2 separate regions of the Mus musculus genome follow, and region 1 is linked to region 2. Evidence: chromatin loops called from intact Hi-C (ENCODE). Cell type or tissue: gastrocnemius. All regions are shown on one strand. Links, peaks and the distances in the headings refer to the core of each region. The heading gives the core; the rest is flanking DNA. Region 1 holds the start of Depdc5 (DEP domain containing 5). Region 2 holds the start of Fam53a (family with sequence similarity 53, member A).

Region 1 (2,906 bases), core at 275-2,774, 770 kb after region 2:
TGGGTATGAAGGACGGAAGGAAGGGCAGTAACTCAAGATCAGCCTCCAGTGCATACTGAGTTCAAAGCCAGTATGAGCTCTAAGACTCTGTCTCAAAAACCAAACCAAACCAGCTCACTTTGTCAGTAATTCTGATTTCTGAAGTAAAGAACATTAAAAAAAAAAAAAAAAAAAAAAAACCAGGAGGAAGGACTTGGATGCAGTCCATAGAGTCCTTTTCTAGTAAACTTGTGGCCAAGCACTCACTACACAGAAGAAAAACAAAAACAAAACAAACAAAAGCAGGAGGAAAATTAACTCAGGTGTGGTAGAGTATTTCCAGATACACAGGCAGGAGGATAATGGGTTCAAAGCCAGCTTGGGCTACACAATGAGTTCTAAATGAGCCTTGGAAACATGGTAAAACCTGGATTCAAAATACAACCCAACAAACTCTGAATGTGAAGAATGCTTTTCAAAAAGATCCTGTGCTCTCATTTCCAACCATCCCTGATCTCTGATACTGCTCCACTCTTACCTGTCCAGTCTCCCTTGTGATATGGGTAATTTTTAAGGCACATCATAACTTCAGCCAACTTACACAATCCCCAAATATCAATCAATACTGACCACTGCCCCCAAAGCCCTTCTTGTGGATGACAAGTTTGTAGACCTTTGTGGTTCTCATTTTGTCTTGTGATTTCTTCAGCTGTTCCAATCTTGGAGCAGGGAAGTCATCTTGCTTTCCTGCTACTGAAACACAAATAAAAACATCGAGGATGTCAGGCTTCCTAAATTTGCTCTTTAATTTTAGACCTTGAAGGTACTGGTGGTTGTTCGGCTGAAAGGCGTGCCAACCCTTGCATTATATCGCTCCTCCAATTACCAAGAGAGACAAACAAATAGAAGTGTGCTTTAAAAATTAAAGGGAACTTGGGCTCAGATCTCGTCCATCCTCTAAAGCTATTTTCTCTACCGCATACCTAAAAGGGAGGCTTGTGGTGAGAGGGGCACTACCTTGTTTTTGTCTGCATCAGGAACACCAAAATAGTACAGGGATATTCGAAGAGGTTAGTCCATCACATAAGTAGAGGAACGTCAAAACAAGGGATTCGCCCAAGGTCACTCGAACTGTTATGCACTCCCATGACTCGCGGTCCACTAACAATGTCCTGGGGAAAAGAGAACTGAGGAAGGCTGCGGTTTCCTTGCCGACCCCTCTACTGGTACCAACTCTCAGCGGACCGTCCTGCCTCCATTTCACCGCTGCGGTCCGGGAAGCTTGGTGAGAGAAAGACTGGTCCAAGGTCACACGGGGAACTGCAAGAAGAGTCGGGCCTCGAACCTGGCTCAGGGACCCTTCCTTCAAGCCCCTCAAGTCTCAGCCCGAGGTTGGCGCTCGACTCCCCCCCCCAACCCCCCCACTTCCAGAGCCCCTGCGCGCCTCAGGCCCGGCCCGAGGCCAGATTCCGGACAGATCTCCCCAGGACCTCCTCAGGATATCCCACCTGAGCCCCCACAGTTCGCGCAGCTTCCGCACCAGGGCTCTAGGAACCAGACAGACAGCACCACCGAAGAGCGCTCACCTGAGCCCGCGCCGCTCCCGAGGCTCCGCCCCGAGTCCCCGCCCCTCGCCAGTCCCTGCTCAGCCGGCTTGGCCGCTCTAGCCCAGCCTCCGCCTCGTCTCGGTGGCCGCGCCACTTCCTCCTCCGGGGCTGCGGGGAGGTGGGGGGGGCGGGGCGGGGGGGAGGCTGGGGGCGTGGCGTTGAGTCCGACTTCAAACCGAGTTCCCGTTGGCGTTTCCCGCCACCGTCTACAGGGCTGCCCGCTTTGCATGGAAAATTTGAAAATAGAGCCACAGCCAAGACCTTCGTTTCAGAAGAGCGAAGTGATTTCGTAATAGGAGAAACTCGAGAGAGTCGACTCTTACCTCGCGGAGCTGTTTCCATGTGTTTGACGAAGTTAATAACTAAACCTGGTCCAGAGGGCTATTGAGAAGTGCAAAAGTCTCTGCGGGTGGTGGCTCCCCCTCCTAATCCAGGTTCTGTAGAGACAAGAGTGCTGAACATTCCCTAGAGTTCTTGGGCTATGTAGCAAGAAAACGGGGGTGTGTATAATTCATGAGCGAGTTACTAACTTATTGAAAACTGTTAAATATAATTAAGAAGTACAAGTTAATGATAAGTACAAATGTAACATGTACAGAGACAAGCTTGGAAGGAGAAACCAATTTACATTACCCATTATATACTCTTTTGTTGTCAAAATTAAACCTAATGTACATAAGTCAAAACAAGTGTACAGTAAACTTAAAGTTTGTTTGATTAAAAAAAATATTCAAAACATTGAATGCCCGAGTACAATGGGTTAAATCTACAATAGGCTCGCATGGCAGAAGGCCCAGTAGTTTCCTTAGATGGGGCATAAATCATCCAACCAGAGTAAATTGCGTGGTGGCACACGCCTTTAATCCCAGCACTCAGGAGGCAGAGGCAGGCGGATTTCTGAGTTCGAGGACAGCCTGGTCTACAAAGTGAGTTCCAGAACAGCCAGGGCTACACAGAGAAACCCTATCTCAGAAAACCAAAAAAAAAAAAAAAAAAAAAAAAAACCAAAAAAACAAAAACAAAACAAAACTGTAAGTTGTGTGTTAGCCTCATTACAGAGTAAGGATTCATGGGAAGAAGAACCTGCTAGAAGGCCTGACCTGTTCCCACCTTGTAGGCCAAAACAAACAAACAAAGCCAAAAACCTCCTTATCTAAAGATGAATTATTCCTCATGTCTCAAAAAATGGAGGTGGGAAAGGTAGATTCTCTTGTCCATTGGAGGATCTCAGAGTCTGCACCACATCCTAAATGACTTAAAGAGCAGAGACAAATAGCAAGATGCTATCTATACACAGGGGAATCTGTCCTGTGAGTGCTA
Region 2 (2,906 bases), core at 159-2,658:
TAGGAATTACTCAAATACAGCTGAGCTGTGTGGCGTATGTAACTTAATCAGCTGCAGGGCTTGGGAAACACAAGGTGACCGTGGTGATTTGAGAAGGCCACCATTGGTCCAGATCTGCCCAGGGAGAGTGTGGTTGAGGACTGTTCTGGGCAGAGTTCCTCTTAGGCACAGGTGCCTGCCAGATGTCTCAGTCCTTATCTGGCTCCTGCCTGCTGTGATCCAGGTCGCAAGTCCCCTGTCCTCAAGAAACCTGGAGGAGGAAATGAAAGGTCTGTCGCAGGTGATGCAGCAGGTGAGGGCACTCATTCTAGTTGATCTTGGCCTCCCTTGGCTGGGCCTCTGAGCCTGTACAGAACTGGATTTACCAGACCCATAACGTGGTGGCCAGGGCCCAGACTTCTGGTGTGCCCCAGGAATACCCAGTGGCTTTCTAATGTCTTCCTTTTTAGGTCTTATTCCAGATGAGAACTATTCCATTTTCTACATCAAGTAGCTGTACCTAACCCTGCAACATTTTTTAAAATTACTTTTTGTTGTTTGGGAACAAGGTTGTCTAGGGATTACAGGCTTGTGAAATTGCAGCCTATTCCTAGCCAAGTCGGCAGGCGGTTTCATTTTGCTGCGCCTGGCCTCTAGCACCCTGAGAAGTGCTCCACCCCAGTCACACCCACCTGCAGAGCAGCTTTCCTTCACAGCACCGGTACCCAATGCACAAAAGTGCCTTCCAGTCACACGGTAGGTCCAGAAATGAGACTCCCAAAGGGAAGGGTCCTGCCCAAAGGCACATTACCAGCAAAGGACAGGAGAAGCTGGGCATTGGTGGCGCCTGTCTTTAATTCCAGGGCTCGGAAGACAGAGGCAGAAGGATCTCTAGGAGTTCGAAGCCATCCTTGTCTACAGTCCGAGCTTCATACTGAGATTTTGCTATAAAAGAAAGAAAGAAAAAGAAAAAAGGCAGGGAGATGAAGGTGGTCACATCGGACTTTGGAATCCGGGAGCCTATAGGTACCACTACCGGCCTTCGATGCCCCGCGGACACCCGAAGGTTAACGTCACACCCGGCGCGGGCCAGCTCGCACAGGGGGGCGGGGCCAGCAGCGGCGCACGGTACCCGTAGGAGGGAAGTGAGAGGAAACGGGGGCGGGGCGTCACGAGGCCACACCCACAACACGCCGGGCAGTGACGTCGCCCGCCTAGCGGTGCGGCTGAGGGTTGATTGCTTGCGGCGGCTTCCGCGGGCGGGTGCGCGAGCGGACGGCTGACGGCTCGGGGCGGTGGTAGCGGCGCGGCGACCAATGAGGGCGTCCGGAGGGGGCGGGGCGTCGGCTGCGGTTTTGTTCCGCGGTGACTGAGGCTCACCGTCCCCATGCGCGGAGCGCGGCCTGCGCGGCCGGCGCCCTGCCCCAGCTACGGAGCTCGGTGCTCACTCGCCTCGCGGAGAGTGCTCTGCGCCGTCGTTCGCCTGCTCATCGCTAAGAGCTCCAGCCACCGCAACGCCGTGTCCTTGCGCTGCGATCCCGGAGTCTCCGTACGTCGGCCGGCGCCGCGCAGCCGCACGTCGAGAGCCGGGTGCATCGGCACAGCGCGCGGAACACCCTCTAGGGCCAGCCGGCGTCTCAGCACCTTAAGGTCCCCGCGCGCCCCGGGCCCAGCACTGTCCTCGTGTCCCGTGTCCCCGACATCCTAAGGTCCTCGGGGACCCAGCATCTGAAAGAACCCTGGGCCCCAGCTCCCTAGAGTCCCCTGGGCCCCAGCTCCCCGAACTCGTGGCGAGTCCGGGGACCCCTCCAATTAGGCCAGGCCCCAAGCATTCTGTTGTGCGCGCTCCTGCACGCCAGGCGGTAAGGCCTGCCCGCTGCGCCTGGGGCGCGCTGCCACTTGTTGAATCACTTTTCATGTCGACTTTGAGACCTGTTGTCGCCATGCTGAGTCCGTGGGCCCGTGAACCCGCTGTTGTTGAGACTCAGTGATTGTTATTTTGTATTCAGGAAGCAGGAAGTTTGACGAGATATGATGGTCCCTTAAGGGAATCCCAAGAGCAGATCCTCCCCAACGACCTGTGGAAGGTGACTTGGAAGTCTATTCCGAAGCCACTTTCCTGCGTAGACTGAGGGTGTGTAAGTCCCTTTAAGACTTCCTGTGTGGAGGATGGGATGTGCGATGTTCACAATGTATTTTACCGCTCCGAATGCTATTGCCTTTGTACATTAGTCTTAATTACAGATCTGTGATCTATCACTCCAAATTAAAATCACTTTAATTTTTTGCACTTCAAGGTATTTAATCATTAGATATATCTTTAAGTATGAATCTAAGCTTATTCTAACCCTCCAGCCCCACTACTTAAGTTTATAATGATGTTTCAGCTCTGAGAATTTTGAAGATGGACTAGTTTGACTTGAAAGGTGTACTTTAGTTTTTACATTAAGAAATTTGACTTGTGCTCACTGATGCTGCTGCTTCAAATACATATTTGGTCATCTTAGGAAAGTGGGTCTTGGAAGGGAAGTTCAGCATCTCAGAACAAGGTAGGACCGAGGATAGTTTTTCCAAATTCTGAATATTACGCCAAGGTGGAAATTGAAATTGATTAGGAAGAGTAGATGGACTTTGCTGTTTTGGTTAGTGGTTGGTCGTTCTTTCTGATGACTCCTCTGGCACCTGTTCTCCTCTTTACGTCTCTTTGTTTAGTGAGCATAGCAAGCCCGGTCCCTTCTCATGGCCTGATAAATGATTCTGCTTGCTGTCCCTGGAGCTTAGATCTTGGTTCTGGAACTTTTTCCTCTGGTGTGTGAGCTTGTGGCTTGGACTGGAGCCATACCAAGTCACATGGCCTTTCAGATCTTCCCCTAGGTTGGATTTGGCAACCGTAAAAGAGAGAATTTTAGTTGCTACTCTTGAGACAG

What was found. A loop is a pair of places that touch in the nucleus more often than their neighbours do. Peaks named below come from ENCODE experiments on the same cell type or tissue, not always from the same donor. Only the 100,000 strongest peaks of a DNase experiment are listed, where the experiment ranks them.
Region 1: it touches region 2 in a loop (4-fold over the local background); 2 of 42 quality-filtered maps call a loop at or near these places.

Annotation. Positions count from the first base shown.
Region 1 is chr5:32,862,403-32,865,308 of GRCm38, reverse strand. Depdc5 (DEP domain containing 5) reads right to left here and starts at 1,588. Exons shown (of 43, transcript NM_001170567.1): 1 at 1,488-1,588; 2 at 610-732. The coding sequence starts at 667. In gastrocnemius, for the core only: no CTCF peak of the experiment used is centred there; a DNase peak (open chromatin) is centred at 1,626; H3K4me3 peaks cover 1,547 bases; H3K27ac peaks cover 1,360 bases.
Region 2 is chr5:33,628,060-33,630,965 of GRCm38, reverse strand. Fam53a (family with sequence similarity 53, member A) reads left to right here and starts at 1,331. Exons shown (of 6, transcript NM_178390.3): 1 at 1,331-1,629; 2 at 1,989-2,113. It also overlaps Gm9903. In gastrocnemius, for the core only: a CTCF peak has its summit at 1,190; DNase peaks (open chromatin) are centred at 702 and 1,193; H3K4me3 peaks cover 2,476 bases; H3K27ac peaks cover 2,500 bases.